Linked DNA regions of Homo sapiens: region 1 is linked to region 2. The links are chromatin contacts, found by Hi-C or POLR2A ChIA-PET in ENCODE. All regions are on one chromosome and are shown on one strand. Each heading gives the region's core, a stretch centred on a gene start or an enhancer-like site at or near the end of the contact. The rest is flanking DNA. Distances are from core to core; before and after follow the strand shown. Region 1 has its middle 110 kb from the start of KLF13. Region 2 overlaps KLF13 (KLF transcription factor 13).

What was found. A loop is a pair of places that touch in the nucleus more often than their neighbours do. ChIA-PET counts read pairs that join two places held with the same protein, here RNA polymerase II (POLR2A). Pooled maps may share reads with other maps.
Region 1: a loop to region 2 is called in a map of CD8-positive, alpha-beta T cell, with 7 times the contacts of the local background. The contact joins two enhancer-like sites. A Hi-C loop is called at or near these places in 16 of 168 maps with a recorded cell type or tissue (B cell, CD8-positive, alpha-beta T cell, GM11168 and 11 more), 31 of 37 single-sample maps with no recorded cell type and 20 of 50 pooled maps. POLR2A ChIA-PET finds 5 or more read pairs at or near these places in 26 of 52 experiments (B cell, BJ, CD4-positive, alpha-beta T cell and 18 more).

Annotation. Positions count from the first base shown.
Region 1 is chr15:31,432,657-31,437,275 of GRCh38, forward strand. It overlaps a transcript of KLF13 not described here. Among named protein-coding and RNA genes, the nearest start is that of KLF13, 110 kb to the left of the region's middle. RefSeq lists an enhancer at 2,192-2,711. Within about 2 kb of position 3,320, at least 34 of the 41 ENCODE cell types and tissues checked have a DNase peak (open chromatin) inside an H3K27ac peak, as active enhancers do; they include B cell, CD4-positive, alpha-beta T cell, CD8-positive, alpha-beta T cell and 1 more, where a contact is called at or near this core.
Region 2 is chr15:31,345,717-31,350,368 of GRCh38, forward strand. The region is part of intron 1 of KLF13 (KLF transcription factor 13); the gene reads left to right. Among named protein-coding and RNA genes, the nearest start is that of KLF13, 21 kb to the left of the region's middle. Within about 2 kb of position 1,760, at least 12 of the 41 ENCODE cell types and tissues checked have a DNase peak (open chromatin) inside an H3K27ac peak, as active enhancers do; they include B cell, CD4-positive, alpha-beta T cell, CD8-positive, alpha-beta T cell and 1 more, where a contact is called at or near this core.

The DNA of each region.
Region 1 (4,619 bases), core at 2,070-4,569, 88 kb after region 2:
CCAGGCTAGTCTTGAACTCCTGGACTCAAGCGATCCTCTTGCCTTAACTTCCCAAAGTGCTGGCATTACAGGCATGAGCCACTGCACCTGGCCTGGTCATTTCCATTTGAAGCTGGATATTGTGAATTTTACCATGCTGGATGCTGGATATTTTTGTATTATTATAAATAATCTTAGGCTGGGTGCGGTAGCTCATGCCTGTAATCCCAACACTTTGGGAGGCCGAGGCAGGCGGATAACTTGAGGCCAGGAGTTCAAGACCAGCCTGGCCAACATGGTGAAACCCCATCTCTACTAAAAATACAAAAATTAGCTGGAATGGTGGCACATGCCTGATTCCAGCGCCCACTGCACTCCAGCCTGGGCGACAGAGCGAGACTCTGCCTCAAAACAAAGCAGAAAAATAAACACATAAATAATCTTGAGCTTTTTTTCTGAGATACAATGAAGCTACTGAGAAACTGTTTGATCTTGTTGGGTCTTGCTTTTATGATTTGTTAGGTGGGCGTGGAGCAGTGCTTAGTCCAGGGCTGAGTTTAGGCTACCCACTGAGTACTGTGCCCAATGGCCAGTGAATCAGGAGTTATGCGTTCTGGCTGGTGGGAGCCCCCTGGGAGCTCCAGCTGCTGTTCTTTACTTCCATGCGGTGGCTTTTCCCTGGCCCCAGGCAGTTTCTCCACACACATGAGGTGAATAACCGAGGAGTCCCTTTGCAGATGTCCAGGGCTGTGTTTTGCCAGCTCTCTCTGTTTAGGTCCTCTGTCCTAAAAACCCTAGCCACCTTGGTCTCCCTGGGCTGTCAGCTGTGTTCCCTTCTCTCAGGGAGTCCACTCTCTTCCACCAGGGTCCCCCCCTTCCCCAGTCCCTGTGTGCTCTGCACCCTGTACATGCGATCAGGGCAGTGAGCCAGGACTGTTGAAGAACTCACCTGTTTCCCACCTCCCGTTCTACTGAAGGCTATGGGCTAGGATGCCCGTCCAGCCTGTGGGCTCAGACTATGGCACCTTTGTGGGCCCCAGGGAATGTCATCTCAAAGATACCTCTGCCCTGAGAGCCCAGCCCTGTGAGGTCTCCCTGAGCCCTTGGTCTGGAAGCAGTGGTGCCCCTGTGTGGGCTGACACTGACTGGCCACTCAGGCTCCATGCAAGGGACATCAGTCCCACGCCAGTCCCTGGCAGCCGAGGCCACAGCTGCCCCACAGCCGCTCTTGCCCCTCCTGCAAAAGGTGTGGTTTGCCTAGCTCAGGGTCTTATCTGCCCTCGCCATGTGAAGAATCTTCTGGCCCCAGACCACCAGGAGACACCACCCCTCACATTTCTTTTTTGAGCACCTGCCAGATGTAGGAAATCTTTTTAGAACTAAGAGAAGATGGAGAGAGAACAGCCAAGTCCTACCCCAGAGAGATTCCCACCTAGTGGAGGGTAAGAGGCCTGCCATCATTGCCACTGGTGGTACAATGCTGGTGCCAAGACTGTGTGCCAGGCTCGTTGCTTCGCGTCCGTTACTTCATCTCAGCAGACAACTCTCAATATCCCCATTCTACGGATGGGGAAATGAGGCTCAGAGAGGTAAGTGACTTGCTCAGGTTCACACAGCTGCACACAGCTGGACATACAGCTGCCCACACAGTAAAATGCAGGATCAGTGGCAGCAGGAGAGAGACTTGCCAGTTGGAGAGCCAGGAAGGTGCACAGAGGAGGTGGCATTGAGCTGGCTCTGGGGATGGGCAGGCCTTTTATAGAGGACTGGGAAGAAGGGCCGGGAACCAACAGTACCCCCCAAGGGAGGTTCGAATCAGGTGCTTGCCCCCAGTTGAGCCAGAGTTGGGGTGTGGAAAGGCTTGGAAAGCAGGAGAGGCTGTGGATGGAGGTGGGAGAGGCTTGGAACTGGGTCTTTGCTATCTCAGGGGCGTGGAAGGGACTTTTGAGTTTGAGAATGACGTGTCTGGAGCTCCCTGGTTCCACGGGGCTGGACCTGCTAGGGCCTGAAGCGGGTTAAGAGCAGAAATCAAAAACAGGTTTGTTTGTGAGTCAGTAGCTGGGAAAATACTGGGAAGCAGGCTTCTTGGAGCTCCCCTTCATCCTCAGCCCTGTGGATTGGGCAGCAGCCCACGCCTCCCTGCCCCAGCCACAGCCCCCCGTCAATGCCGGCGCGCAGCAGCTTTTGCTCATCCTGCCCTGGTTCCAACCCCAAGGCCATGGGGCAGCCCACTGGGCGCCTTCCTGCATGGGTGTCCCCCTTTGCTGCTGTGTCTAGACTGCAGACACAAGTGCTGGCGGGGGCCGGGGGACTGGCCAAAACTAGGGCTGAAATCATGTTCAAAACCACAGTCAAGGCGGACTTGTCAGAAATATTCCTTTCCTTGAGCCGTCGCAGCTCAGCCTCCTTGAATCACCCTGGCCACTTCCTTCCTGTGTATATCTTATGCACGCTAAGGGACGGGGCGGGTGCAACGTGTGTGTTTTTACTTCTTTTAAGTTTTGTCTATGTTTTGTCCTTTCAATGTGTTGTAGGCTGTGGGGGCGGGGCTGTTCCGAGGGGCCTTTGTCACAGTAAGGGACACTGGGGACAGCTCGGGCTTTCTCTTCAAGCTGAAAACCTTTGGTTGTGAGAATGACTAGGAGAAGGGTCTCGCTAGGGTCATGCTTAGGACCCTTCGCAGGTGGTGTGTTTAATCTCAAAACGGCCTCAAGAGGCTCTCGATCTTTTACAGGTGACAAAGAAGACAAGGAAGACAAGGAAGGTGATCCGGGAGGCTGGAGAGCTTGTCAAGGTCACAGACCCACGGTTTTCCGCCCCCTAGGGTCCAAGCTCTTTCCTGGACATCTGCAGGCAATGTCGACACGCCCTCCAGTGTCTGTGGCGGGCAAAGGATGTGTCTCCACCCCCAGACCTTCCGATCCTGTGCTGAAAGTGTCCCTCAGCCTGTTTCCTGAGAAGCCCAGGGGCTTTTGGCTTGTTACTTTTTCTTTCTCTTGAAGTAAACAGAATAAAAGAGAGTTGCTCAGACGTCTTTGGCTGTGACCCACAGGAGATGATGCAATCTCCACGGCACCCCCACATGCATGTGTATGCACAGGCGTGTACAGATATCTAAAACTGGCACCAATTTCACAAAAACACTCACCCTTATGCGAGACACATTCACCCTACACTCATCCCCCATCTCTACAGAAAATTAAAGTATACATTCATAGTTGCTGTATTCATGCATGTACAGATGTATGTACATTTATTCATGTATGTGTATAACTTATGCCATTTTCATGAAACACTCACCCTACGTGTGATACACTCCTATTTTCTAGGAATCGCCGCCCACTGAGCTTATGTCCAAACCTTAGTGGATCATAGTCTAAGTTTGGCAAACACTGAGCCGGGAGGAGTCATGTCTGCAGGGCCCCAGGAGTCCCTTAATTTGGGTCCTGATCACTCTGCTCCACCCAGTGGAGCAGGCACATGCACTTGGCCCATAAGGAAGGAAAGGAGGGCGGGGGAAAAAGGGAGGGAGGGAGGGAGGGAGGGAAGGAGGGAGCACCTCCACCATCGTAGGCAGGACCTGTGAGAGCTGAACAGGGCCAGGCAGCTAGGCACCACTCTGGGACTCTGGGGTTTCTTAGGGGATGACTTGTTTCTGGGGTCCCAGTAGGAGGAACTCAGGGTGACGCCTCCGAGGATGTGAGTGCATGTGGCAGCCGGGCCCCTCAGCCCCTCTGTGTCCTGGTATCCTCTAAATGCAGATGATGGTGAGAATCCATGCCCAGCCCGTGGCTCGGCCCATCTCTGGGAGAGCGTGTTTACCACAGCACTTGGTGTGGTAGGAGGTGAGCAGGGTGGAAGTGCTTTGCATTCACGTGGGACTTCTGGCTCTCAGTTCATCCCACCCCCAGGGCCCGGCATGAGTGAGGCAAGGGTGGGTGGGAGGGTGCAGGATGTGGGAATGCCATGTGCTGTGCACTGCTCACTTCACCCCTCGCTCGCCCCAGTTGGGGTCCCAGACCAGGAAGCTCCATTCACAGAGGTGTGGCCTGGGGCTACTGCACTGCCCAGCAGGTTGTGGGGTCCCTTTACTCTATGCTGTGTGACAATGTTACCTTCCTGGAAAGAACCCGACCAGCCCCCTTTTGCTAGTCATTACCACAGATAGGAGAGAGAACTAAATATCTAGCCAGCCATCCTCTCGGAGCTCCGGAGCTCAGGTCACCAGGCTTCAGGGACTCGCTGCCATCCTCACAGGCTTAGATCCCTGCTGCAGGGTCAGCTAGGTAACCCCTGAGGGTGGGGTGTTCAAAGTTCAGGCTGCCCCCCAGACGTGTGGAATGCCAGCCCTGACTGCCAGGGCGATCTGAGGTGGACTGACCATCCCCTGGACACTTTCATGAAGTGTGGGCACGGGCGCGACAAGTGGCCATTTATCATCCTTCCCTGCAAAGACTGGGCCAGGTTAGAGATGGACCCCAGCAGTTTCATACCCACCAAGGGCACTGGGAGCTTCCACATAGTCACTGCCAGTAGTGGCTGCTGGCTGGGGAGAGGATCTTGGAATGCTGGTCACTGGAGGCCCTCACAGGTGACTGGGAATGTGGAGGAGCAGCAGGGTGCCTCTTCTCTGCCATGCC
Region 2 (4,652 bases), core at 510-3,009:
GCCGCAGCCTGAGACTGACCACACCAGGGCTTAGTGTGCTTAGTTCTGACCCGGGTGTCTGCCCTGCCAGCCTGGTGTAAAGTCGTCAGATGCTGTGGGCCACACGAGGTCATATTTGCACCGTCAGTTTACCGGGGGCAAATGACCTTCTGGGGAGGGCTGCAACTGCTCCCCACCTCTCACCCCTGGTTGTCTCTGTTTCCCGGAGGGTTCCGTTTGTAGGCACTGATGGGGGTTCTGGTTCTAGAGGAAGAGTATCTGAGCTCAGAGGGAGTGCAGCTCCACAAGTGTGCCCCTCTGTGCCGGCATCTGGCTCAGGCATGCGTGAGCCCCTCTGTACAGATGCCTGCCTCACGCTGAGATGCCCACGGCCCAGGCATATCTCTCAGGAGCCCCCGAGAACCCTGACGGGAACCCAGAGCTGTTCCGCACAGAACACCAGGTCAATGATCTTGACTCTGTTTCTGGGAAGATTACCCATCTGTGGCTTCCAGAAAGCACCTCTTCGTTTTTCTGAAACTCACAGCCTTCTCCCCCGACCTCCTGTCCTCTGCTTTTCTCTGAGGCCAGAAGGAGAGATTTCCACACCGGCCCTTTGCCCTGGCCACAGGCCTGAGCTCCTGCATAGCAGCTGCTGTCCTTCCCCTTCTGGACTAGTCCACTCTAACCTGACCCTTTGGTAAAGAGTATGATGGACCCCCCACCGCTGTTACCAGTATTCAGCCACCCTGGAGCTGCGGCCACCCACACAGCTGTGGAAAGCCCCCAGGCCACAGCCAGGCAGGAGCTCCTCCCCGGGTTCTCTTCTTCCTCTGCAGGAGCTTCCAGGCCAGAGCCCCAAGGCCTCATGCTGCCCCCTGCCCCAGCTTTCTCAGGACATGAGGCGTCCCCTCCTTGCAGGCCCCCCAGGCTGACTTCTGTGTCACACAGCAGCCTTCACTTCCGTATCTTTCTTTCTCTTTTAAAGGCATCACCTTCAACTGGAAGAAGAAATGAAAATACCACCTGTGCCTCGAAATCTTTCAGTTTCTAGCGAGGGACATCCCAGGCACTTGGTGGTGGGGCCAGGGCTCCTGCCGGCCATAGGTGGGCTATTGGCCTGCAGGCCAGGTTCCTGCCTGCCACCACTCTGCACCCCTCTGTGCTGGCGGCATCAGGGAGGGTCTGGGGAGATGCAGACTGGACGTGTGGGTTGGGTGGGCCAGCAGGGGAGAGGGGCAGCGTAGGGTCCTGAGTCTGGGGGCAGGAGCAGACTGTGGTAGCAAGCATGGGTGAGGACCTCAGTTCCCCTACCTGCTGGCTCTCATCGGGGCTGGGACAAGGTCAGGTCTGTGACAGGGCACGACACCGAGCCCAGCAGGTAGGAGGATTTGAGGACCTGTGAAGCTAGAAGGTCAAGCAGGGAATTCAGGATTTGGACACCCTCCTGGGATCAGCAGGCGTTCCCCCCTCCATTGCTCTGCTGGTAGCACCAGCCTTCCCAGAAAAAGGCTTCTTTGGCAGGGCCTGGGAACCTCCTGGAGGGAGCTGGGTGACCAGCTTCTCTGCTGAGCCCCACTGGGACAGCACACCTCAGGAAGAGGCCGTCCTTGGTGCTCGTGGTGGGGAAGGGGAGCTGTGAACAAGGCTTCCCCCTGAGGCAGGGCTGGGGATGGGCAGTGGAGACTGGAGGCAGGGAAGAGCTACCCAGGCTTTGCCGCACGTGGGTGGCAAGCCCGCTAGAACCTGTGTGTGCTAGCGTCAAAGGGCACCCTCAGGGGGCTGGGCTGGGGAGGGGCCCCACCTTGACTGTGGTGATGAGAGAGGCAGGATGTGGGGCCCAGGAGGTGACTCTGCCTTGGAGGTGCTGCTCATGAGGGACGAGGGCATCCTATGGCAGGCCCTAAGCCAGCGGAGCCTCAGAGTAGGGGAGAGAGGCGGGGCAGTGTGACTTGGGAAGCCAAGGCAAGAAATGGCTAAAGGAAAAGTGGGTGTCACAGTGGCTGGGCCCAAAGGCTCCCATCCTGCCATCCTGTGGCAGCAGCTTGAGGGGGCCCCAACCTCTTCTGTCTGCCCTTCCACCCCCTCCAGCCTCTGGGGCCCTGGGGCAGCATATAGGCTGCAGGGGTTGGGGGCTGCCTCTGTTGTAGTGGCTGCAGCGCTGGTGGAACAGGAAGGTGTGTTGTTGGCTTCTCCTGGACCACACCCCCTGAAGGTGACACCCTCCTAACACGAGGAAGAGAGCTGCGCTTCTCAGTGCGTTCCAGATCTCAGGCTTCAGTGTCTCCAGCCTGGCCTTCTTGGCCACTCCACATGAGTCTGCCTCAGTGTGGAGGCTTCTTCCTGCACTTTCAGGGGGGTTTATTTCTGAAGGCGGAAGGCAGGCCTCGAACCCCAGGTGTTCTTGCTGGTGGAGGAAAGTGGAAAACACGCAGGCTTTGTGGGAAGAAAGGACGCCACTCCTCCTCCCGTGGATTGCCTGTGGAGCTGGGACAGGCAGCTTGCCACTCTTGTCAGGATGACTGTGGAAGGTGATGTCTAGAAGAGAGAGCAGGAGCACAGGCGCCCCTCTTCAGCTTGGTTTTGCACTAAAGGGACAGCAGAACCCAGAGGGCCTGGCTCTGTCAGCCCAGCCTCCAGTGCCTTCCGAAAGGAAAAACCACGCGTGGTACGTAGGCACACACGCACGCCGCACCACATGCTTTTTATTGAAGTATACGTGTGCTACAGACCATTTAAGTACAGAAAAGCTAAAAGAAGAAATTAAGTGGCACCCACAGTTTTACCTCCCAGACAGGACTGTTGCTTGGCCTGGTTCTCACTGAAAAGCTGCCAGCATAGAGCCCAGGAAGCCCCTCCTGGCAGCCAAGGGTGTGACCCTGCAGTCACGGCAGCCTGCCTGCTCTGGCCACTGATGTCCGCATTTTTTAGACCCTGGGGTCCTGACTGCATCTCAGGCCGCAGTGCCTTGGGCTCCAGTGGGGTGTCTCGGTGCTGGCATTGTAGAGTTTAAGCACCGCCCCAGAGCTGTGGTGGAGGCTCAGTGTGCTGCTGTAACAGAAATACTGGAGATGGGTGGCAAATAAACAACAAGTTTATTTTCATAGTTCTGGAGGCTGGAAGTCCAAGATTAAGGCGCTGGCAGATTATTCTGTATCTGGTGAGGACCCTCTTCCTGGTTCGTAGACAGCTGTCTTCTTACTATAATGTCACATAGTAGAGGGAGCAAAGGGATTTTCTGGGGTCTCCTTTCTAAGGGTACTAATCCCATAAGGAGGGCCCTACAGCCTCATGACATTATCACCTTCCAGAGGCCCCAATTCCTAAGACCATCCATCAAGCTGGGAGTTAGGGCTTCAGGGTATGGGTTTTCAGGAGGCACAAACATTCAGCCTATAGTGCCCAGCGTTCTTGCCTAACCACGGAAGGCAGATGGCGAGGTAGGGTGGGGTACTGTATCCTCTGCAGGCCTACTCCCCCAACTCATGGCAGCTTTTTTGCCCCTTAACTTTGTAGGGCCGAAGCCTGTGACTGTCATTCCATCTGGGGGAATCCCAGGACCCAGGGCAATGCTGCTGCTGCCCATTTAGGGAGGGGAGGCTGACACTGCTTTCCCCATGAGCCGCCACCTGTGCAGATTATGACATGTTTCCCCAGAGTGTGGGATGGACCAATGCCCGCTGGGCCACATGGGAGGCGGGTGCCCTGTCAGGCAGTAGTGGTACAGCAGCGCTGTCTTCGATGGAACAGCCACCATGCCGAGGACCTGGGGATCTGGAGGGCACTTGCCTCGTTCTGCACTGACCCTTAACATGAGTCTCTGGGACCCAGTCTGCTCCAGCTGGTGCCAGCCTGTGGTTAGTCAGCTTGCCTCTGATACTTCACTGCCCTGGCTGCATGAGTGCAAGGGCAGTGCTGTGTTCTTAGTGCCTAGCATGCAGTGGGGAGGAATTAGGCTGGTGTCTGCAGGAGAAGTCCTCCGGGCCCATGTGAGGCGAGTATGGGCCAAGCCTGTGCCCCTGTGCCTGTGACCCAGGCTGGGAGCAGGGGGCTTCAGGTCCTCAGGCTGCTTTAAGCCTGTTTCTCCTGGGCCTGGAGGGCTTCCTGGGGAGGGGGTTCACAGCTTCCAGGTCCCCTCCTGCCACTTTGAACTTGGGTGTGAATTAATGAAAAGCAGATGAGCTCAGATGTCCCTGGAATTCCACATGAAGTTGAATGGTATAAAGTAACCAGCCATGTGTTCTTGGCGGAACCAAAAGTACTCAGAGTGTTGCTGAAGCTGCCAAGTCCTCAGAGTAGCCTAGCCTTTGCCGAATTTGTGCTTCATGGGATGAATCCCATTTCATGAGATGATGTGCTTTTCTCCATTGAGTGAAGCCCTAGAGAAAATGGCCCCTAACCCTCGGCCATTCCAGACATGGAGAGTAGTACAGCATGCGGCCCCTGCTTTTAAGCCAATATGCCCATTACAGGGCAGGAAGCAGCCAGGGTCTGCCGCAGTTATGGTAGGATATTGGGCATCCTGGACCCACGGATCCTGGACAGAAGGATGAAGCTTTGGGATTGGGGAGGGAGGGGATGAGCCGAGCAGGCCCCCCAGCGTGCAGGGCACCTGGATGCCGACCACATTGGTCCGTTGTTCGGAACCTCGCCTTAGCTCTCTTCTGCCAGGG